Regions from separate parts of the Homo sapiens genome. Here all the other regions are linked to region 1. The links are chromatin loops, found by intact Hi-C in ENCODE. Cell type or tissue: CD4-positive, alpha-beta T cell. All regions are shown on one strand.

Region 1 (8,000 bases):
TTGTGATACAATGAGAATTTTAAAAAATTATTTTTATTATTATTATTTTTTTATTGAGACAGGATCTGGCTCTGCTGCCTAGGTTGGAGTGCAGTGGTGGGATCTTGGCTCACTGCAACCTCTGCCTCCCAGGCTCAAGCCATCCTCTGGCCTCAGCCTCCCGAGTAGCTGGGATTACAGGTGTACGCCACCACGCCCTGCTAATTTTTGTATTTTTTTGTAGAGACGGGGTTTTGCCATGTTGCCCAGGCTGGCCTCCAACTCCCGAGCTCAAGTGATCTGCCTGCCTTAGCCTCCCAAAGTGCTGGGATTACAGGCATGAGCCACTGCACCTGGCAGAGCATGTTATTTTTATATCCAGAAAACCAAAAAAGCTATTTTCACTTTTGAAAAAAAGAAAACCCAGGTATAGTGGACCTAGAGAAGAGCTGATTAGTGGATAACTAGAAATCAATAAAACTGGCATTGGTAAGAGGTAATAAGAGAACAGGGGAACGGGACTGAAGGGAGAGGCTTTGCAGAAAGAAAATCAGCAAGACTTGGTGGGACATGAACTGGAGGAGTTGAAGACTAATGTAAGGATTGAAATGTGGCAAAGAGGCCAGGCGTGGTGGCTCATGCCTGTAATCCAGCACTTTGGGAGGCCGAGGTGGGTGGATCACCTGAGGTCAGGAGTTCAAGACCAGTCTGACCAATATGGTGAAACCCTGTCTCCAAAGATACAAAAATTGGCCAGGCGCGGTGGCTCACGCCTGTAATCCGAGCACTTTGGGAGGCCAAGGCAGGCAGATCACGAGGTGAGGAATTCGAGACCAGCCTGACCAACATGGTAAAAGCCAGTCTCCACTAAAAATACAAAAATTAGCTGGGTGTGGTGGCGCATGCCTGTAATCCCAGCGACACAGGAGGCTGAGGCAGGAGAATTGCTTGAATCTGAGAGGCGTAGGTTGCAGTGAGTTGAGATCCCACCACTGCACTCCAGCCTGGGCAACAGAGCAAGACTCTGTCAAAAAAATAAATAAATAAATAATAAAGGAAGGAAGGAAGGTAGGAAGGAAGAAAGAAATCCGGCAAAGAAAGGTGGTGCAGCAGAGTAGTTAAGTGTTCCGTTCTGGGGCCAGACCGCCTAAATTCCAATCCTAGCCTTGACTTTTAGTATCTATATAATCATAAACAAGCTCTTTGTGTGTCTCAGTTTATCTGTAAAATTAGGGAAACAATAGTGTCTTCTCCATGGAACTGCTGTGAATATTAAACAGCTTTATCATACATAAATCATGTAGAATAATATCTGCCACATGATAAGCACTAGAAAAATAGATGTTATTATTGATGTTCATTAAGAAAGACGTCAGGAGGAAGAGTAGGCTTAGGGAGTTAAACCAATATATTTAGTTTTTGACAAGCTGATTTTTAGGTTTTGGTATAGCCAGTCTGAGAAGCCCAATAGTGTCAAATGTGGTGTTCTAGCATGGCAGACTGGTAGAGAACAGAAGAAAAAATGTAGATTGCTTCATTCATGTAAAGGTGATTGTTGAAACCAGGAGAAAGGGACGAGACCGCCCAAGGAGAGAGTATGTAATAGCATGAGTACAGAAAGTGAAACAGCCCTTTACTCTTAGGAACAGGAGGAGGAGAAAGAGCCAGAGAAAGGGATGATAAAAGGAGTTAGAGGAGACAGGAAGGAGTGTCGTGTTTTCATGAAGATGGAAAGCAGACAAAAAAGAATGGGGGCATCAAAGAGACCAAGGAACTGTCGTCTGAGGTTGGTAAGGAATCTTTGCGTGAGGCTGAAGTCGCAGAGCGTGGTGTTGAGGGGGCAGGAAGCACGTGGGTGGTCAAACTGCCAGCGTTCCCAAAACTGTAGACATCTGTCTTGCCATCCTGGTATCTGAAGGACATCCTGTGAATCCTTCAAAGGAAGGGAAATTATTGGAATTTAATAAAGGCGCTCTCTTTACCAACCTCCACTTAATTAATTCACAGAGTTGTCTGATGCACTTCATTTTATCTGTAAAACATGCCACCAATGCTCTCAGTGTGCCCCATACCAGAGGCTAGAAGGCTACTCTCTGGCACACCGGCCTACTGCTCCCAGTTAACTGACCAGTGGTCAGTTCAGATTGGATAAGGGACTTCAGCTTCTGTGATACATTGGTTTTTGCAGCCCCTTCTTCCCTTCCACAAATGGAGCTGAAAAGCATAATTCCTTAATTTTAATATTTATTTTTTTCCTGTGGACTGCTGATCATAACTAGAATATAAGAAATGCCATTTTAAAACTCTGAGATTTGAGTTTATTATGATTGACTCTGTGTAAATAGGATTTTGAATCAAATCTAGCCTTCATTCTCAGTCTCCCTTCATCTATTCTGTCTGTATCCTCCGATTTCCTAAATCTCTTTGAATCCTCCTTAGTTATTCCAGATTCACTCTGGATGCACGGATCATCTAACATTTCCATAGAGCCATCCTGTCTGACTCTGGAGGTAGCTGTCTAATTAAAGTTGTTATCTCTCTGTACCACATTGCTCCTTGGATTTTGAAAGTGTTTGTAGATTGCAAGACAATTTGTATTTGTTTAGATTTTCCAAAAGTTGAGGGAAGTAGCATATTGAAATGCAGCCATTACCTATCCACATGTTCACTTTGTTTTCCTCTATTCTCACAAAATAGTAAAAGTGATGTCTTCATGAGCAACTAAAAGATGGATGGGAAGAGGAGGAGGGATGTGTGTTCAGCCTGCATTTCACAGTTCCTCATTTTGCTTACATTGATTGACTCTGGTCCTGTTTTTTGACTTCATGATATGAGTTTAATTGTGATAAAATAAAGATATACTTTACTGATACAATAATCAATTGATGGTTTACTTATAATTTGTAAATAGGTAGAACATGAGAAAGTATAAAATATTTTTTCTTTTCCATTAGAGACTACATTGTAATTTCTGTAGCATCTCAAGGCTCTTTTAGCAAGCATTCAAAGTAAGCGTTAAAGAAGGCACTAGACATAGAGCTGTGCTGGATACAACTTAGAAAGACAGACTCAGAAATTGCCATTGCCAGGTTGTCTACCTCCTGTTCACTGACATTTAGCCTGTGCATGGTCTCAATTCTTTTCTGTCTGCAGGCTCTTAGATCATTTAGCTCTAAGAGATGGGAGTTGAAACATGTCTGCTTGAAGTGGACCAGTTCCCTTCTCTATATGTACCAGGACCAAATTATGGAATAGGTTGTGTTGGAGAAGTTGAAGGTGGAAACTGGAATGGGCAAGAGTAGGCAGTGATAGGGACGGTACTTAGAACGTTGGAGAAGTAAGGGAAAGGAGAGGAATGAGTGAGCCAACCACGTTCCATCTCTCTTGCCCTTAGAACCATACAAAACAAAACAAAATAAATTGGACAATGTGTGGCTTTTTCACACCAGTATTTTAGGAGGCTCTTGCATTGAATTAGGAAGACTTATTGGGTTTCTCACCTTATTTGACCCCACCCCTAACCGCAGGTTGGACTTAATGTTATCCCATAGAGCTTTTATTGCTCTGTAGTAGGGCCACTGAGCTCTGTGACCCCAGGGGTGTACCATGCCACAGAGAACATTATGCTTTCAAGACCCTGGGGAACAACAATGTCTGTAAATTTAGGGAACGTATATGGGATATTGGAAGATGAGGAAAGAAGGCATTAGGAATAAAAGAAAAAGTGAATGGATTTCTGAGGAGACTGGTGGTCAAGAAAATATAAACACTGCTTTTAGTTCAAAGATTAATCTTCCTTAGGCAATGCTGAGTTCTGCCCTGAAAGAGTACTAATATTTGTTGTAAATATTTTAATCCTCAGTATTTTTCCTTTATGACTTAGGGCTTGATTATGCCTAACTCAATAGAAGTGCTTCTTGCTTAATTAAATGGATTATCAAAATAACAATAATTTCAAAGCCCTAAATTCTATGGGAAAATGTAGCTAGAAAATTGGAGGGAGACTAGAAATTAAGAAAAAAATTTTCATAAAAGCTTTGAATAGATGGAAGAATTGCACATATTCTCTCTTTTGAGAACGCAAGGAATGTTTTATCTTTTTGTGCAATTCTAGGAATAGTAGCAACAGCCAGTACCCCTGCATGATAAATTTCAATTTCTCAGATCATGAAACTCAGTAGGGTTCCCTAGTCTCAACTTTAATGTTCTGAGTTCTAACTTTTAAGAATTATATAAAAAGTATTATCCTTTTGAGTTTCATTGGTTTTCTATAGCTTTTTGAAATAATGAGCTCCCTTTACACCCATACCATGTGAACAAAGTTGTCCCAAAATGGCTGCCATGATACTCTTAATGCTTTCTGTCCCAATTTCCCCACCTTATCTACCTGTTTCCCTATGTGAAGAAAAAAATATCAGCTATAGCCTGGACTCAGGCTATAGATGAACCCAGGCAAAGATCTGCAAAGATGGATGCAAAGCAATTGTCACCACTGATCATATGGCTGTTCTTTGCATTTTACCTAACTTTGGTCATCTCCATTTACTTGTCCCTTTACAAGTGCACAAGCACTCTCAGAGAAAAGAAGGTTGTGGTGTTTGCTATCCCTGAAATGGGCCTGGCTTTGCCCACCACACACTTCAGAGATCACTTCTGCTTTGTCTCTCTGCCTGCAACTTAGATAGCTACCACCAAGTTGGTGGTTACTCCTTGGTAAGGCCTTTAAGCTCTTTTATAGACATGGAAAATTGCTTAGCTGAATATTGTGAAGATATTTTCTAAATGCTGAAGTATTTATAGCTTTAGATATATTTAATTAATAATTACTTATGGTTTCATATTAAGAGAAAACACTGGAGCAAAATTTAAAGAAATAGCACCACCTAGGGACAAGTTAATGCCAACTCCACAATTTCTGCCTTCTCTCGCCTTAGTTATTTTGAAGTGTCATCACTTTTTAATTGGAAGGGGGTGTTTTAAATCCTTATTCCAAAGTAGTTCCCAGGTGTTTCAGTCCTTGGAACTGTGTGCAGTCCCGACAACTAAGGCCTAGCTCTGGAATCAGATAACTTTTAGGAGCTCTCCTTCCCAGTATGTCTCATGGTCAGCGATGGTTTTGTATCTCATTCTCTTGATTGCTCCAGTTTTTCCTCTAAAAGTATTATCAAGCTTCAGCTCTCCTTTCTCAGTCTGTTCTGATTCAGATTATACTCATAGAAGATGGAGAAAAGATCCTATTATTTCTTTTCTTCCCACATCTACCTGAGAATATTGAATTATAATGATACATGTTTTTTTTTTTCAATTAAGATGAACTTACCGTTCTAATTAACTTTTTTTTCTTGGCACAGACTATGTGTAATTCCTTTTTTATTTCTAAGGAATAGACTTATAGAATATAATAAAATGCTTGTGTTAAAACCTTGGTTTTATAACCTATTTTAGCCCACAGTCCAAAGCAGGGGTTAAAAATGGGACCCTCTTACCCCAATTCTGTAGTTCAGGGTTAAGGTACAGAATTCATATTTCTTTTTCTTTCTTTCTTTTTTTTTCTTTTCTTTTTTTCTTTTTTTTTTTTTTTGAGACGGAGTCTCGCTCTGTCGCCCAGGCTGGAGTGCAGTGGCACGATTTCGGCTCACTGCAAACTCCGCCTCCCGGGTTCACGCCATTCTCCTGCCTCAGCCTCCCAAGCAGCTAGGACTACAGGCCCCGCCACCACACCTGGCTAATTTTTTGTATTTTTAGTAGAGACGGGGTTTCACCGTGCTAGCCAAGATGGGCTCTATCTCCTGACCTCTTGATCCTCCCGCCTCGGCCTCCCAAAGTGCTGGGATTACAGGCGTGAGCCACTGCGCCTGGCCCAGAATTCATATTTCTAACAAGAATCCTGGGTGATTCAGACGTGGGCAGTCCTTGGTCCACTCTAAGAAATACTTACCTAAATTATTATTTGTTTTCCAAGATGGAGTTTTTAAAACAGTCATTTTAAAATACAGGCATTTGGATTTCATCACAAAATGAACATGCATTTTTAAAACCTCGTATTTTAATCTCAGACTTAGAGAAATTTTTCCTCTGAGACTTATAAAAATAAGTGTTACATAGATTTTTTTGATAACAATACTTGGATGAAAATACATTCTCTCTATTGGGGATACTTTTATTCTAAAATAACAGTAATATTTTCTTTTGGGCCTATTTTCAGAAGAAATTCTGTAAATTACTATTTCTTAGTTACATATGGTATCTTGGTATTTAGTATAATGATGATTGGTATATAGCTGTTGTACATTTTCTGTGTTTTGGCTTAATCTGTGTCAGGAAATTTCATAATTTCGATCATGAATAGTAACAAATATATGAATTCAGCACACATTCCCAGCTGGTCATTCAAAAGGCAGTTTCCTAAACAGTTGCATGCCTTAGTCCTGTGACTTCTAATGAGTTAAGTAAAGTAAGAGATTCTCTTTTGGAACAATAAAAAATTATGGTTTTGTTTTTTTCTGTTTTTTTCTTTTTCTTTATTCTTTTGTTTAAATTTTTTCTTTTTTGTTTTATTTTATTTTAAAAGTGATTTTTTTTTTAAATGGAATTATAATGGAGGGAATAGTAGAGGGTTCCAGATCAGTTTTCTTTTCTTTTTTTTTTTTGAGACAGAGTCTCACTCTGTCACCCAGGCTGGAGTGCAGTGGCACGATCTTGGCTCACTGCAACCTCCGCCTCCTGGATTCAAGCAATTCTCCCACCTTAGCATCCCCAGTAGCTGGGATTACAGGCATGCGCCACCATGCCTGGCTAATTTTTGTATTTTTGGTAGAGATGGGGTTTCACCATGTTGGCCGGGCTGTTCTTGAACTATCTCAAACGATCCACCTGCCTTGGCCTCCCAAAGTGCTGGGATTACAGGTGTGAGCCACCACGACCGGCCTCAGGTCAGTTTTAAGAGTTGCAGTGATTCAGAGCCATTTGGTCAGCTTCAGCTTAAAGAATACCATGCAAGGTAACACATTTGTCTTTTTTGTGTACTATAGACAAAGGTTGAAAAAAACACCTTGAAGGAAACTTCCTTCTCCAGTAGATCACAGGAGAGGAATAAAGGTTTCAGATAACTGTTTCTCTAAGCTTTTAAAACATGTGATGTTATGCAATAACTTGAGAGGTCAGGTACATTTTATCTTTTCCTTTCAAAATTATCTTTGCCTCTTGTAATTGTTGATCATACTTTTATTTTATTTTATTTAGAAGAATGTCATTCTGTCACCCAGGCTGGAGTACAGTGGTAAAATCCTAGCTCACTGCAGCCTCATGTTGATCATACTTAAAAAATAAATAAATAAATGAATGTTTTCAGGGCATTATTAGGAGTGTCCATAGGGGTATTTCAGATGGGTGTCACTGGCTCATGAGCACCTCCATTGTTTTTCTCTCCCTCTCTTTTTTTTAGAGTAAAGATGGCAAAAGTCCACTGCACATGACAGCTGTCCATGGAAGGTTCACACGGTCACAGACCCTCATTCAGAATGGTAAGAGAGATGCTTCAGTAGTGTCATTATTTCGATAGTTTCTTGTTGTGAATTTGGCTGTCAGTCACCTGCATATGAAAGTCGATGCCCTGTTTTGGAGTTTTAGTAAGCATGCAATTACATAATTCTTTGATGTACTTTGCTAAAAACTGTTCATCAGACATGTCATCAACATCCACCTTAATAGTAAAAACATAAAGCCACAGTTTCACAGTCAATTTGGAGTCAGGCACAGAGCATGAGCTTTGAAATTGGAAATGATGTATTTATGTAGGCTCAAGATCCTGTGCATCTCACTCTGAAACTAATAAAGGTAAGTAGCATTCATTTTCCAGCAACAAATCTGAATTATTTTTAAATTTTAGAGTTCACTATAATTTCCTAAGTTAAAACTTATTAAGCTAGTTGGGCAAAATTAGGAAAAATGAGATGACTTAGAGGAAAAGCAGGTAAGGATGTGATATAAAGGATCATAAAATCACAGGCTTAGGTGGGCGT
Region 2 (8,000 bases), 54 kb before region 1:
AAAATGCAAAAGTTAGTCGAGTGTGGTGGTGGGCACCTGTAATCCCAGCTATTTGGAAGGCTGAGGCAGGAGAATTACTTGACGCTGGGAGGTGGAGGTTGCAGTGAGCCAAGATCATGCCACTGCACTCCAGCCTGGGAGACAAGAGTGAGACATTATCTCAAAAAAAAAAAAAAAAAAGAAGAAAAATAACGGACATGGTAATAATAATGGGAGTAATTTTTGACTTAGGCAATTGTTTTCTCCATCTTATACTAAATATGACTTAAAACATCTTTTGAAACCTTTTAATTGAATTTCTAAAAGAAGGCTTAAAGTTTTTATAGCAGTTTTAGGTTCACAGCAAAATTAAGCAGAGTTAAGAGACTTCCCCTATACCACCTGCCCCTACACATGGTTGGCTTCCTCCCGCTATTAACATCCCACCCAAGAGTGGCACATTTGTTACAATCGATGAACATCATCATGACAAACCGACACTTGACGATCACCCAAAGTCCATAGTTTACATGAGAATTCTGTCTTGGTGTTGTACAGTCTGTGGGTTTTGACAAGTGCATATCTTACATCCACCATTATAATATCATACAGAATAGTTTCACTGATCTAAAAATCCCTTTTGTTCTCCCTAATCATCCTTCCTTCTCCTGTTTCACTGAATTTTAAATTTCATTTTATTTAATTTTCTCATATAACCTAAGTAAGAACAGCCTGCCAGAAATGTAAAAGTAGTTCCAGTTAGACTGTCACTCCAAAGCCCTCCCAAACAGACATTCTAGCATAACCACTGACTATATTAGCTCCTTTGATCATCTGTCCCTCTACTTGAGAGCTGCTGTGTTTAGCACAACTGCCCAAAGTTTATGTCAGGGTCTGTGGCATTAGATCCTGCAGTTTCAAATCTTGTTGATCGCCAGCTTCCTTCTCCCATCACTCTTTGGCCACTATCATCTTCAAAGAAAACTCGGAAGTTCCTGAACAGATTCACCTCTGTACTCCTAAGGGCTGGGGGTCTTCTGTGGTTCAGATGTCTGATTATAATAGAAACAGACCTGTTTGCTTTTAGAGAAGCAAATGTTTTCTGTGTTCAACTGAGCTTGTAAAATTTCATTAAGAAACTAATCATTAGCCCTGATTAAACAAACGCTGGATGCTTGGCATGAATATTTTAACTTCCTATTTCTAAGCTGCCTCAGCCTTCTCAAGTACTGATTGTCAGCTGGGACCAATAATTTACCTGCACAGTTTGCCACTCCATCATCAGGGAATCTCCACCACCCCCGGCCCCATCAACTAGGGGAGAAAACTAAGGCTCTTCCAGTGCCCCAAACATGAAGCCGCTTCTCTGATGCTCATTAAAGAAACTTTCACAATTTAAATAGAGAATCTCACTGCTGCCTACTCTAATACAGGAAAGAGACTCTAAACTCTGCATCTCATTTTAATTCAACTTGAAATTGCCACCAGTTTCTACCCTTCCATATTTGCCTTCATGAACATTTCAGACTTTAACAAAAATCTGATCTTTTTACTGATATTAAAAAGACATATGAAAATGTGTTTAGCATTAAGCATTTATTTTCAAGTCTAAGAAAGATAAAGATGCACAAAGCTTAAAGAAGTTGCTGCCAGTGACTCAGTCATTATTAATATTGCTCTAGGCACAATGAATTGGAATGGTGTTAGAAAGATTTTCTCTAGGGAAGACTACATTATGACAGCATTTTCCAAAGTGTGTTTCTCAGAGTCCAGAACAAGTCTGACAAGTGTTTAGGAGGGAAAGAAAGGGAGTTTTGTGGCCAAGTAAACTTGGGAAGCACTTCTACCACAAATTTCCTTGTATTTTAGTGATTTACAAGGTAACTGTCATATTAAAGGTTCTGAGAATTCCTGCCATAAGGGAATCTGTTTAACTTTCTTGAACACCGTGTTTCTCAATGTCATTTGGCTTTGAATGCCTCCCAGTTTTTTTTTTTTTTTTTTTTTTTTGGAAACAGGGTCTTGTTCTATCGCCCAGGCTGGAGTGCAGTGGAATAATCATGGCTCACTGCAGCCTCAACTTCCTCGGTTCCTACAAACCTCTCACCTCAGCCCCCCAGGTAGCTGGGACTACAGGCACACACCACCATGCCCAGCTAATTTTTGTATTTTTTGTAGAGATGGGGTTTTGCCATGTTGCCCAGGCTAGTCTTGAACTCCTGGACTCAAGAGATCCATCAGCCATGGCCTGCCAAAGTGCTTGGATTACAGGCATGAACCACGTACCTGGCCTCCTCCCTCTTTTTTTTAAAAAATTTTTAACAGCTGGGATGATCCCTCAGAGCCAGTGGAATATACCTCGAGACATACTGCTCTAGAATTAGAGTCTCTGGAATAGTCTGTGGCAGTGGTTCTCTAACTTGAGTGTGTATCAGAATCCTGGAAGGCTTGTTAAAATACAGATTGATGGGCTTTACCCTCAGAGCTTCTGATTTGGGAGGTCCAGGGTGGGGCCTGAGAATCTGCATTTCTAGTAAGTTCCGGTGATGCTGATGCTGCTGGTTGGGGACTGCACTTTGAGAACCATTGGTCCGTGGTCAACTGGGAGGAAAACAGATGTTCTGGAGGTGGGAGTGGAGTAGGGTATCACAATCCACTGCTACATAGTATGCAAGTAAATTTATTCACTCAACATATACTGACAGAATCTGCTATGTGTCAGGCACCATGACAGGTGCTGGGGTTGTATTAGTGGTGGACACAGGCCTGGTCCTTGCATCAGGAGTTTACAGTGTATTGGAGAGAAAGGAAGTAAACAGGTAAAGGAAATGAATGAATAGGTACTTATAAACTGAGAAGACTGCTATGAAGAAAGCCAAGTGTGCTATGATACTAACAAAAGGTAGTTAGGAAAGGTCTCTTGAGGTGGCAGTGACATTTAAGCTGAGACTGGCCATGAGAAATTGGGGGCCATGAGAAGATTGGGGGGAATGTTTCAGGCTGGATAAAGACAGGAGCAAAGGCCCCAAGGAGGGTTAGGGGAGAGAGTGCAACTTCCCAGAAGAAAATTAAGGCCAGTGTGGCTGAAGGAGAGTGAAGGAGGGGGAAGGTGGTAGAAAAGGAAGTTGGAGAGGAGACAAGAAAGGGGCCGGTCATCAGAGCTGAGCGAGGAGTTTGGATTCCACTTAGGTGCACAATGTTCTGGAGAATATTTTGGAAAGTCACTCTGGGTGTTGTGTGAATTACAGATTGTGACAGGGAGAGTAGAAGCTGTGAGAGCAGCAGGAAGACCATAGTTGGGGTCAGGGCAGAAATGATGTGCCTGAAGTAGGGTGTTTGCAGTGGCCATGACGCCATGTACTCATGAGCTCTAGGGGGCGCCACTCACATGGATTACGGTACTTCTAACCTCTACATGGGGAGAGCTGCAGATTGCTTCCAAGTGTGTCATGAAGGTAGACCACTCAGGATTTGATGATGGATTCAATGTGAGGGGCAAGGAAGAGAGAGCATCTAAAAATGAGTCCTGAGTTCCCAGCCTGAGCAATAGGGAGAAGAAGGGGAAGAGCTAGAGGAGGAGAAGGAGCAATTCATTTCTGAGAGAGGAGACAGAACTAAAGAGTTGCTTCGCAGGGGACAGCAAAGTGACAATTGCCACCATTATTCTGCACATGTAGTAATTGGCTGTTTGCTGGTACACAAAGGAAATGATGATGGGGTTTAATAAATCTTGTTGTTAGAGTCCCCTGTATATTTTAATAATCAATGACTGCCTGGTTACCCTGAGTTTGAAAATAAATAAGGCCATTTAACACTAAACATAATGTTGTCTTTCTATAATAATTCAGAGAGCACTTCAGAATCTCACAGAGACTTTTACTATTGCAGTATAAAAACCACCCCAAAGTTTAGTGGCATAAAACAGCCAATTGATGATGCTCATGGATTTTGTGGGTTAAGAATTCCAACAGGCACAGTGGGATAGCTTTTCTCTGTTCTGTGGAAAGACTTGTCAGCTGGGGTGACTTGACAGATGGGGGCTGGAATCATCTAGAGGTGACTTCACTCACATGTCCGGTGGCTGATGCTGGCTGTCAGCCTGAACACTTCTATGTGGCCTTTCCATGTGGCCAGGGCTTCAGTTCAGCAAGGCAGCCACAAGGTTGTTGAACTTGTGACAGGGCGGCTCAAGGCTCCAAAGACAAGTCATTTTTGCAAAACTCTTGAATCTCTGAATTATATGTTACAGGTAGCTAAATTCATGTTCTGCCCAATAGAATGCTAGATAAAAAGAGATGGCTCTGCTCAACATGCTGCCTCTGGGATAGTCTCACTCTTAGGGAAGAAGAGTATGGTAAAGGGGAAAATCTGCATGTTTTGCATGAAACCAGATGACAAAGATCATCACTTTGGCTGGAAGACAGTCATGCAGTTAACAAGTATTTTTTCAGTTTCTTCCACATGCCCAGCCACGGGAGGTGAAGCAACCAAGTATAGTTCATGCTTATTAGAGAATGTTTGTAAATTAAGACATAGAAGAATGGTCTTGAACTATTTAAAAACATCACCTGGATGTAGATTTCCCAAAACCCCTGCTCTTAGATGCATTCTGGTGGGCTTCATTGACAAAGTAACAATACACAGTATTTTCTTTAACTGTAGAAATTATTCTTGATTTGGGTTCTGGGAAGTCTTCGATGATTGGAAGATACCCATCTAAGATAGATGGTCTAGCTCTTAGATAAGATCCTTGATGTAAGGTATGTAGATTCCAAAAAGGGGAATATAGGCATCTTAGGAAGTGTGCCAGATGATCCACTGGGGGCAATGAAATATCTACTTCAATCTGTTTTTAAAAAATTAAAATGTATATTTTATGTGTATCTTATTGCATATTAAATATGATAATATAGTGGCATGTATATGAAGTTTATGAAAGAATAAAAATGTATGTGTTCAAAAAGACTTTTTTTTTTTCTTTTGGCTGATTGGTGGCAGGCGCTGCTGAAAGGCAAATGTCTTATTTCTACCTTATAGCTAATGCTTTTCAAACTTTGATGTGCATACACATCACCTGAGGAGGCTTGATTTTTCTCAGCACAGTGCAAGAGTGACTGGAATTTGGGAAAATGATTCACACAGTATAAACTCAGACTGATTTATAAACAAAAATACCACATATATTAATTTCTATTAGCTTAAAAACTAGACCTGTCACTTATGATGTTATGCTTTTATTCTTGGACAAAGTAATTTCTCTCAGGACACTATATATCACATAAGAATTGACTTGATTTATCTTGAAAAGAAAATATTTGGTTCCTAAATGGTATTTGCAAGAAGTCAATATAGCCTAGCGATAGGTTATTCTAGGATACAGCATAGAATAGTGGCTAAGAGTGTGAGCATTGGTGGCCAGAGTGCCTGGTTCCAAGTGTGGCTCTGCTGTCTACCAGCTGTTATATGACCTTGGGTTAGGTAATTAATCTCTCCGTGCCTCTATTTCCTCATCTGTAAAATGGGGATATCCCATTCTGAGCATAATCCATGAAAAATGCTTATAGCAGGTTCTGGCATATGTTTAAAACAATCATTGTCAGTGATTCTTCTTCTCTGTTCTAGGAATATTTCTTTCTAAAGAATTTACTTTTTGTCTAGAATCAGCAAACTTTAAATTCTGTAGCCATATCCTTATCACATAACATCCTCTTTTCAATATTCCTCGCTTTCATTTGGTGCCTTTGTCATTTAAGTATCTTAAGTGCTTATAGAACAGGGATCCTTACTCATTCATCTTTGTATCCCTAGAACCTATCACAATGCTTGGCTCTCAAAAGCTGCCCATAACAGTTTATGGCATTACATGTCCTTCAGAGCACGTCTTTGGATTGCAGTTTATTGGGTCCAAATTGTGTTGCTTTTGGCCAAAGGCATAAGCATACTTAGAAAGAAAAGTACAGATCCTGCTTGCCAACTCAAAAGCTTTCAGAATCCAGGAGGCAGTGCCATTGTGTAAAGAAGGTGTTAGGGAGTGGTGGGGGTTGTACTGAACTGGACCATTCATACCCCAATAAAGATATTCCACTTTAGATTTTACAAACCTCTGTAACAGTCAAGCAAAATCTGCAGGCAGATTTAGGGTTCAACTTTTAAGCTTTGGTATAGATTAAAACAGGATATTGGAACTTACAAAGTTATGTTTGTTCCCTCTACTAAAGTATGAACTTAAGGCAAGAACAGTGTCATGTCTTTTTGTCTAAACTTGCCTGGAATCTCTATGTTCATTGTAAAAATTATTAGAAAATCCTTCTGTTCATGTCATAAAATGAGTCAAATCATTTACATTATCACTATATAAATGATTTTGAACTAAAAGAAGTCCAAGTTTAAAAGCTATCACGTACCAATAGATGCTCATAGTTACTATTAAACATTTCTTTCATTGCTTAGGTCTTAGGGTAAATGGTTCCTGATGCTATATATGCCAGCATCATATCTCATCAGTAATGCTTCCACAAATTGTATTTTATGGTGTTTGCTCCCAGGAAAACTCCAGCAGTTGACTAACTTATCCATCATCTTCTAGACATGGAACAGCATTTTCTGAGCATCTCTAGTGCTGAGTGCCTCTTACATTTGGCCTTCTGGTTCCCAATCACTATTCCTAGCTGCTTACAGGTACTTGATCACAGGTAACCTGAGATCAGAGACACTTCTTGTGACCCACTCACTGTGGTCGTGCTCACTCGACCTTTCTGTCACCCCAGAAATTACAAGTGGCTGTGCCAAGGATTAGATTTTGTTCACTAAAGATGAAGGCTTGTCCGGTCAGCTCCTCTGTCAGGTGACACCTCCCACGGAGTCTGGCACGTTCCATTTTGTTCCTCTGATCCTGAGCATCTCCAGTCATGGGACCTGTTAGAGAGCATGTTTACCTGGCCCTTGGACATATTCTCCTTCCTCTTGTTCCGATGGTGCCATCTTGTTTACTCTGGAATTTGCTCAGTCTTTCGAATTCAGCCAGCCAGCCAGAAGGGGCGTGTTGAGGAAAGGGTGAAAACATGGGTTAAATCCTAACCGGCAACATTTGCTGAGTGCTAACCATGTGATAGGAACTGTGCCAAATGCTTTCTAAGCATCATTTCATTCCATCTCACACATCTTCAGGAGGTAGGGAGAATGATTCTATTAGCCCCATTTTACAGACAAATAAACAGTAGTTTAGAGGAGGATCTAGTAACTTGCCTAAGGTTATATGGCTCCAAGTGGCAGGGGGCAGGGTTTGAACCCAGTTCTTCCGCCTCCAGGGCCCACTAGGATGTACTGCCATCCTCAGAGATGGCTAAAAACCAAGGTAGAATAAACTAAATGGAAAAAAAAAACCCTCAAAACCCAGGGAACACAGAGGAAGGGACAACTACTTCTGAGAGGCATTGCTGGGAATGCATGGAGGAGGCTGAGGGTTGGGCTGCAGAAGATGAGGAGGCGGCAGGCCCAAATGAGCGGAGGCCTGGTGGCGAGAAAGCGGACGTCCGGGGCAGGAGGGGCCAGCGACCTGAGGTCCGGGGCAGGGGTTGGGGCGCGGGAACCCCGCAGCAGCAGGGGAGGGGGCTCACCGCGCATGCTCCCGGCTCCGAGCGGCCGCGAAGCCGGCCTTTGTTTCTTTCCCACCCAGGAGCCGCTGCGGTGGGGGAAGGGCTCTTCTGAGCGCTGCTCTTCAGCTGGGGGAAGGGTGCGACCTGCCCGACCCCACAGTGTGGCCGCCCCCAGAGAACAGAGGGGCGCCTCAGAGGGAAAGGTCTTCCGCTACCAGGCCCCGCCAGGGAACTCCAGGGACCCCGCAGCTGCGCCTCCCGCCCCTCCCCACACCTTTGACCTTGTGCTGCCAGAGAGGGGTCAAGAACCGCAGGCACCAAGGGGTCTTGCTACCCAGACGCAGCCGGCGGTGTCAGAGGCCAGGCCTCCCGGGACCCGAGGAATGTAGAAAGCCCCCACTCAGCCAGGTGGGAATAAAGGAGCCT
Region 3 (8,000 bases), 74 kb before region 1:
CAAAAATCAAAATGGTGGTTTCATTAGGGGATTTTGCGGGATGTGGGAGGGCATTGATGACTTCATAGCCGGATGGAGTGGATACTCTAAACTAGCTTGGCTCTCTTTGTAGAACCCATGATGGGCTTCATTCTTAAATGGAGGGTGTGTCTGATGACATCAGTAGCATATTTTTTTCATGGAATTGACATAATAATTGAATTGGATTTCACAGATGATGAAAATGATACCTTAGCACGTAGGTTTTAGATAGTTTTATTCTTATTTCTAAAACCTGGATCCTCAGGGATCAATAGGAATTTTTTGTGTTTGGTGTTTTTTTGTTTGTTTGTTTTAGTATGTGCATGGTGTGCATGTTTACTTATGACTAAGAACTCTTTCAGAAGCTTGAGTTCTTTTATGTTTTTAATGAAGTGGATTTTTCAATTACCTTACTTCCTTAATTACACATCCTGAACCTTTGCTTTTACCTCCCAGGTAACAAATTACCATCTTGCTCCCCCTAGTGGAATTTTGACTCTACTTCAAAGTTTGAGAATAACTATCCCTAGTACATATTTGATTTAGCATTTTATTTTTGGAAGTCTGGTATTTTCCCAGTTTGTTTTCAGGGTGAGAATAAAAACAGAATATTTTATTGGATGTGCCGATAGGGGATGTGGGTAGAGAAAGTGGCTTTCGGCTGATTAGATTTCAGTTCCAAGGGTTAGCAAGTTCAGCTACAAAATTTATAAGATCAAGGGGTCTTTCTGTTCCCCATTTCTATCTTAGAGGGGTCAAGTGTCATCAGCTTGGCAGACATTCACCTCTAGAAGGCAGCCGTCAACACTCCTGGAAAGGTAGTAGGGGGCTAGTTGTTGGTGATTTTGAAGGCAAGGACAGGTCCCATCTGAACAACAAATCCCACTTGTGCTTTTGGTAAATTTGGCCCAGGAAGTGTCCTTCTGTCTTCTGAATCTACCAGAGGCACTGCACCAATATCTGCAGCACTGACAATCATTTTGCAGCTGCTAAGCATGCTAAGAAAATTCTAGCAATTGAAGCTAAAAAGACTGCATACCTCTCTTAGGAATTTAAATTTCTTTAGGGGATGATGATCAATGATTTCATGGTATCTGAATCTCCTTTTTTCCTACCACTATTTGTTTTTCTCAATTTTGACCCTTGTTACAATTTTGTATTTATTCAACTCTGTACCCTACTGTACACAAAGCACTCGTGTTATATATGCTAGTGCTAAAATGTGTGAAACTTTAAAAAGAAATATCTGTATATGCCAAGGCTTGGGACTCTGCTCTTGTGCAGGTAGGACTTTGCTTCTAAGCCTTATTTAAGTTAAGACAAAAGCTGCAAAAGTTATGATGGTTGCCAAATTAATGAACAACAGAATATATGTCCTTAATACTTATGAGCAAGAATATTGTAATTAGAATATTCTTTGCCTTAAACATCATATAATATAGTATTTAGATATATCTTTTCCCCAATATTTTTTCTTAGGTTAAGTGTTTACCTGGGGAAAAATAAAACAGCAGGATCTCATTAAAATTCCAACAAAAAGGAGTGCCAAAGTGCTCTCTGGGAATGTTTTTGGGAGTGTGGAGAGAAAAAAAGAAGAAGCAGTCATAATATTTAAAAAATAAATATTACTTGCTCAAGAATCATTATGCATTCCATTCAGTAATTATATCCATACAAACACACAGCTTCAGTTGAAGCAAAGCACGTTATCTGTGAAGTTCTAGTTTGAAATCCCATGATGCTTAAATTCATAATTGTGAAGGCGATGTCTCAGTAGCCACATGGCACAGTTGAGCTAGAGATGTCCATATAGCAAGGCTTTGGGATGTGGAGAACAGCTGCTTTTTTATTCCACGGGAAGTAGAAGGGGTTTGTGTATGACTCAACATGTGTCTCTATGCATGCATGCCTGAGTGTAGATAGGTATGCATATGTACCTAGGTGCATATGTATGCATATATGTGACTTCAGTATTGGAAGAGTTATAATGATAGCTCAGCCTCTTCTTCCTAATGGCTCCTGGGGATTCTGTGCCTTGACAATTCTCTATAAAGTAGCTTTTAGCAGCATTAGTCCCAGAGGCACCACTCCCTGCTGAGGACTGTGCTGGCGCCCTTCTCTGGAAGCTTTTTTGGGATGCCTCTCCTTGGTAACATTCCAGCCATAGCTTGGAATGCTTGCCTTTCTTCAGAAGTGTGAGGACGGAGTGAATGCAACAGAATGTATGTATTCCGTACACTCGCAACTGGGAGACTCTGCTCACCTCATTATGTTCCCTTAAAGTGACTAAGTAGTGGTGCATTAACTACTGTGTTGGGTTTGTTCCCCGGAATCTTAACTGTTCAGCTGTTGATTGACTACTCCTGATTTAACATGAAAATCTTGTCAGACACTGCCTCTACTTATCGTTCTCTGGTTGTGGAGGTTTGTTGCTTGTTTTCTTTTAAGGTCCAAAAAGGCAGAAATGCACACATGAGCATTTGGCCATGAGCACAGCAGATGGAGAATTATGGAGCAGATAAACAAGATTCAATATTTTTTTTTGTCGAAACCCTGAATTTGTGTCTGGCTCTGTGTCTTGTGTGAAATGTGGTCCTTGCCACGGGGCAGATGTAACCCGAACGGAGACTTGGTTAGCAGGTAGTTAGGGGGAGTGTGGAAGGATCTGCCTGTCTTTAAGCAGAGTAAGTAGCTAAGACTGAACTAGCAGTAAACTTGTATTCTTTTCAAGACTTCTTTCCTGCTACTTAATTGTTGGCAATTTCAGAAACTATCCATACACCTTGTCAAGAAGCAGAATTGAGAGGGTGTTTTCGAGAAAGAAAAAGAGATATATGTTCATTTGCTGGGAATTTTTATGGCAGAGGAGAAACCCATGGACAAATTCCTGGCATATTGAAATATCCATTCTGCACCTTGACATTTTTACATAGTGTTTCCTCAAGGAATCTTACTCTGTCTTACTGATAGTACTTATATTGGTCCCCCAAACTAGCAATAAACAGCAACATAACCTGTAAGAAAGCCAACAGGAGGATAAAAAGAGAAAAGAGGGTTTATAGGGAAAATGACAACTCACATTCCCAACAGCAGATCACAGGGTGAGGTCAAGGTATGTGACACTAGTGATTTCACCTGAGGCCAGTGCTTGCCACCAGTTCCTAAGAATTGATAGGTACTTGTTAAAATCTAGATTTGCAGGTCCCCACCCTGAATGTATTATATCCTTAGGAAAGGGATCTGGGACTATTTTTTTTAATAGGCATCTCCGGTGATTCTTATGGTCAGACACATTGGGGAAACTGCTGTCATCTAATCGACTACTAGGACTAAGATATTTCTAGAATTTTGGGTGAATGTGTGTGTGTGCATAATTACCAAGGATCTTAAGGTTAAAAGAAAATTATCAACTACTCCATCTTGTCATCGTGAAACATTTCTTAATGAAAACATCTATGTAGGGTTGTCTGGTTAGAGGACATTTTCTCATGTACTACCTCATTTGATCCTAATAACAATCCCATGAGGAGGTTAGGCAGCGATGATCATGCTCACCCCCAAGTTGCATGTAGAAATGGGCTTTGCATGTGGCTAGCAAGTGTGAGACTGGCTTTGAATAGCATTTTTTGCCATGCAGGCAAGCCCAACATCAACCCTAAAGCCTGCCACTGTTCCTCTTTTACCCCACACTCTGGTCAGTAACATATCAGGTTCTTTGCACATCCACACCTTTGCACACCTGTACCTCCTCTGTCTTCCTTCCCTGTCAGCAAATCATATTTATTCATTAAGGTGCCTTCCTTAAGCTTTTTTGGATACACCCTTGTCTTCACCCAGCCTCCTACCCAAGTGGAGCTAGCTGTTCTTTTGGTTGTGTTTCCATCACACTATATAGATCCTTCTACTGCATGCTGGGGTCTTGTTTAATGTAGATGAGTTCAATAATAAGAGCTTGGTAACACCCCCCTCTTCTTCCCTAAACTGCCATCGTGCCACTTACTTTTAATAAGCAGTAGATGTAATCATGTTTAAGACAGTACTTGTTGGCTAAAGCTATGGGAGGCATTTGGGAATGATTTCAAGGGTTTTCCAAATACCGACACAAAAGTGTTCCGGTGGCCAGAAACATGGCCATTAGCATCCTCTAGGAATGGAATTATTTGAGGATAACAAGGAACATTGTCTAACAAGAAGTAGAGGAATCATAGGGAACTGTCTTAGTTTGCTCAGGCTGCCATAACAAAATACTATAGACTGGATGGCTTAAGCAACAGAAATTTTTGTTCTCCCAGTTCTGGAGGTTGGAAGTCCAAAATCAGGGTTAGTTTCTGGTGAGGCCTCTCTTCCTGGCTTACCAACGGCCACGTTTTCACTGTGTCTTCACATGGCCTTTCCTCCTGTGTGAGAGAGAAGAAAGAGAGAGAGGGAGAAGAAGAGGGAGAGAGAGAGAGAGAGAGAGAGAGAGAGAGAGAATGAGAACGTGAGCTCTGGTGTCTCTTCCTCTTCTTATGAAGACACCGGTCCTATTGGATCAGGGCCACACCCTTACGACCTCTTTTAATCTGAATTATCTCCTTAAAGGCCCTGTCTCCAAATACAGTCGCTTTGGGGGTTAGGGCTTGCAACATATCAATGTTGGTGGGGATACAATTCAATTCATAACAGGGATTGTATGCACAAAACCACAGATTTAGTAGTTTCCTTGTCAGGGATTTAAGGGCCTATCAAAGTTTCAGTGATGGGTGGTGTTCATGGTACATTCACTGTAGTTCATAGTTCAGGTTAGAGACTATCTGGCCTGGCTTTCAGATTGTATAATAGTTATTTCTTTATGTAAATATCTCCCCCACTGGACTTCTTGTAAGGGTTGGTCTGAGTCTTATTCATCTTTGTCTGCCAACTGATAATGGTTCAATAAACTTTTAAGGAACAAATCTTCTCACCATCTGCATCTGTATGTGATCAGATGTATTAATTTTAGTTCTGATTCCCATTCTCTTGTGTTTGCAGCCACCATTGGTTCAGGCAATCTTCAGCGGTGATCCAGAGGAGATCCGGATGCTCATCCATAAAACTGAAGATGTGAATACTCTGGTAAGAGATACTGTGGTTTTGCTACTCAGGCCCTGTTAGCCTGGAGCAGGAAAGGACTCTTAACCTTTTATATACCATGGACTCTTGATATCTGGTGAAAGCTCCAGACTGTTTCTCAGGACACTGTTCTTAAACCCTATATAAGAAATAAAATATCTAGGGTTACAATGGAAATCAGTTATTGAGATACAGTTACCCAAATATTAAAAATATACTTTGTAATATGGTAATATATGTGCTTTTAAAAAAAATAACACATTTAGGCTGGGCGCAGTGGTTCATGCCTATAATCCCAGAATTTTGGGAGGCTGAGTTGGGCAGATCACTTGAGCCCAGGAGTTTGAGACCTGGGCAACATGGTGAAACTCTGTCTCTAAAAAAAAAAAAAAAAAAAAAAAAAAAAAAAAAAAGAAAAATTAGCCGGGCATAGTGATGGAGGCACAGGTGGGAGGATTGCCTGAGCCCAGGAGTTCGAGGCTGCAGTGAACTTTGATCACGCCACTGCACTCTAGCCTGGTTGACAGAGTAAGACCCTACCTCAAAAAAAAAATCTGGTTAAATAACCAGATACAGCAGAAGATCTAAGAGTGAGCATAATTTAAATATAGTGATGAGCATAATCAGTATTTTGAGTTGTGTGCAACAACTCTAATGTTATATGAACATACCTGTGATTTCTGCTGGTGACAGCATTACAGTTACTGATGTTGCTACTGTGGTTTATGGCCTACATTCATAGTGGAAGGAAATGCTAAATTCCAATCAGAAGTCAGTGATAATAGAGGTGCAATTTTTTTTCCAAGGTGATGAACCCCTGGAACCCATGCCCTGCAGCAGTGGTTGGCAACCTATGGTACATCATACATTTTTTTCTGCAGGCCTCCTGCTAAAAATGGTTTTTATTTTTCAAGTGTTGAGAAAAAAATCAAGAGAAGAATAATATTTTGTGACACATGAAAATGACCTGAAATTCAAATTTGGTGTTCATAAATACAGTTTTGTTGGAACACGGCCATACTCATTCATTTATGTATTATCTGTGGCTACTTTTGCACTGCAACAGCAGAATTGGGTAGTTGTGAAACAGACTATAAGTGGCTCACAAAGCCAAAGATATTTACTATCTGTTTTTTTAGGGAAAGTTTGCTGACCCTTGCCCTAAAAGGTTCATGACTCTGGGTCTGGGATCAGTGGGTGAACTAGGCATCCTGTGTGCCCTCTGAAGTCACAGGCAGTAGATATGTGCACTATATACATATTTTGTGTGAAATGAATCAAACTATTTCATCAAGTTCTTAAAAAGGTATCTGACTCCCAAAAGATTAAGAATCACTGTATCTGGAAGGTCCTGACACAAAAAAACAAACCTTCAATAAAGAAAGGTAAAATGATTTAGTCAATGATTTACCCTTTTAGTAGTTTCCTAGATTTGAGTTGAACAAGCAATTATGTACAGTACATGCTACTAATTCTCTTAATGTAATTCAATTGTGAAATACTGAAGTCCACCAGGGAGAGGAGTTCTCTTTAAAGTCTCTAGTGTTAAGTAGAAACAGAAGTTGTCAACTACATCTTCAGTGTAAGAGGAGCTTTGCCACAGGGAGGTGGATTACGTCTGTCTGGTCGGCTGAATGCTTTATTCAGAAGGCGAGTCATTTGGTGTAGCCATTGTTCCATGGCAGTGCAGGTTGGTGTGGCTTTTGCAAAAGCTTTTGGCAGCTTCTCCCCAGCTGGCACTAAGCACAACAGGACAATGGTTTGTGACATTTTTGCAAGGTAAGCACAGATGAGGCCAGGGACAGGCTACTCCAGAAGGCAGTTGGGCATTTGTCCAGGGCCTGCGGGTTGCGACCTGTGCTTCTGAGCCAAGGCCAGGCCAGCAAGCTCCCTTTCCAGTGTTCTGACATCACGGGAATCCACCCAGCCTGTTTTGTGGCTGTGGCCCAAGCCCAGGGAAGCCCAAGCCATGGTTACTATATTTTCCTAATGATCATGAGCAAATGGAACTTTTGTTCTGTCATACATACCAAAAAAGTTTGTACTGGCCCCTGAATGGCCTTCATTTCTTTTTGGGAAAGTGACAAAACAGTTGCTAGCTGGTAAAGGTTAGGGGAGCCTAACTTCAGTTGTAACTTATCACTGAATTAGATAGGTTAACTACTGTTACACATAGACCCCTAAATGTATGATGGATGTATGATGTATGAAGTTTAGGTCTCTTTATGAACATATTAGAGGGGTGGTCCTTTTCCAAACAGGATCCCAGGTAGCAACATGTGGCCTCTAAGATCACCACAGGGGTTGTGTGCAGTCCTGCCACCCCAAAGGGAAAAAGAGCATGGAGGAAAAGCATGGAAGGATTTTTTTTTTTTTTTTTTTTTTTGAGATGGAGTCTCGCTCAGCTGCCCAGGCTGGAGTGCAGTGGCGTGATCTCGGCTCACTGCAACCACCATCTCCCGGGTCAAGCGATTCTCCTGTCTCAGCCTCCCAAGTAGCTGGGATTACAGGCACCCGCCATCATGCCCAGCTAATTTTTATATTTTAGTAGAGACAGGGTTTCACCATGTTGGCCAGGCTGGTCTTGAACTCCTCACCTCAGGTGATCTGCCTGCCTCGGCCTCCCAAAGTGCTGAGATTACAGGCGTGAGCTACTGCGCCCGGCCACCATGGAAGGATTTTTATGGGTCAGCTTGGAATTAGCATACATCACTTCCACTTATATTCCATGGACCAGAATTTAGCCATGGCCATACCTAGCTACGAGGGAGAGTAAGGAATTAGTGTATCTGTGTGCCCCCAAAGAGACGGCATGGATTTTAGTGAGTAGTTAGCAATCTTGGCCACACCAATTTTTGGTCTTAGAGAATTCTAGTGATGCCACTTAT

The links. Hi-C counts contacts between places; a loop is a spot of excess contacts. Peaks named below come from ENCODE experiments on the same cell type or tissue, not always from the same donor. Only the 100,000 strongest peaks of a DNase experiment are listed, where the experiment ranks them.
Region 2: it touches region 1 in a loop (8-fold over the local background); 48 of 110 quality-filtered maps call a loop at or near these places.
Region 3: it touches region 1 in a loop (3-fold over the local background); 39 of 110 quality-filtered maps call a loop at or near these places.

Annotation. Positions count from the first base shown.
Region 1 is chr2:197,110,268-197,118,267 of GRCh38, reverse strand. ANKRD44 (ankyrin repeat domain 44) reads left to right here. Exons shown (of 28, transcript NM_001195144.2): 9 at 7,424-7,502. Among named protein-coding and RNA genes, the nearest start is that of ANKRD44-AS1, 84 kb to the left of the region's middle. In CD4-positive, alpha-beta T cell, CTCF peaks have their summits at 4,669 and 4,871; a DNase peak (open chromatin) is centred at 4,877; H3K27ac peaks cover 657 bases.
Region 2 is chr2:197,164,180-197,172,179 of GRCh38, reverse strand. The region is part of intron 2 of ANKRD44 (ankyrin repeat domain 44); the gene reads left to right. Among named protein-coding and RNA genes, the nearest start is that of ANKRD44-AS1, 30 kb to the left of the region's middle. In CD4-positive, alpha-beta T cell, a CTCF peak has its summit at 3,311 (motif pointing right); a DNase peak (open chromatin) is centred at 3,349; H3K27ac peaks cover 1,264 bases.
Region 3 is chr2:197,184,138-197,192,137 of GRCh38, reverse strand. ANKRD44 (ankyrin repeat domain 44) reads left to right here. Exons shown (of 28, transcript NM_001195144.2): 2 at 5,032-5,115. Among named protein-coding and RNA genes, the nearest start is that of ANKRD44-AS1, 9.9 kb to the left of the region's middle. RefSeq lists an enhancer at 4,399-5,598. In CD4-positive, alpha-beta T cell, CTCF peaks have their summits at 286 and 498 (motif pointing left); DNase peaks (open chromatin) are centred at 47 and 477; H3K27ac peaks cover 919 bases.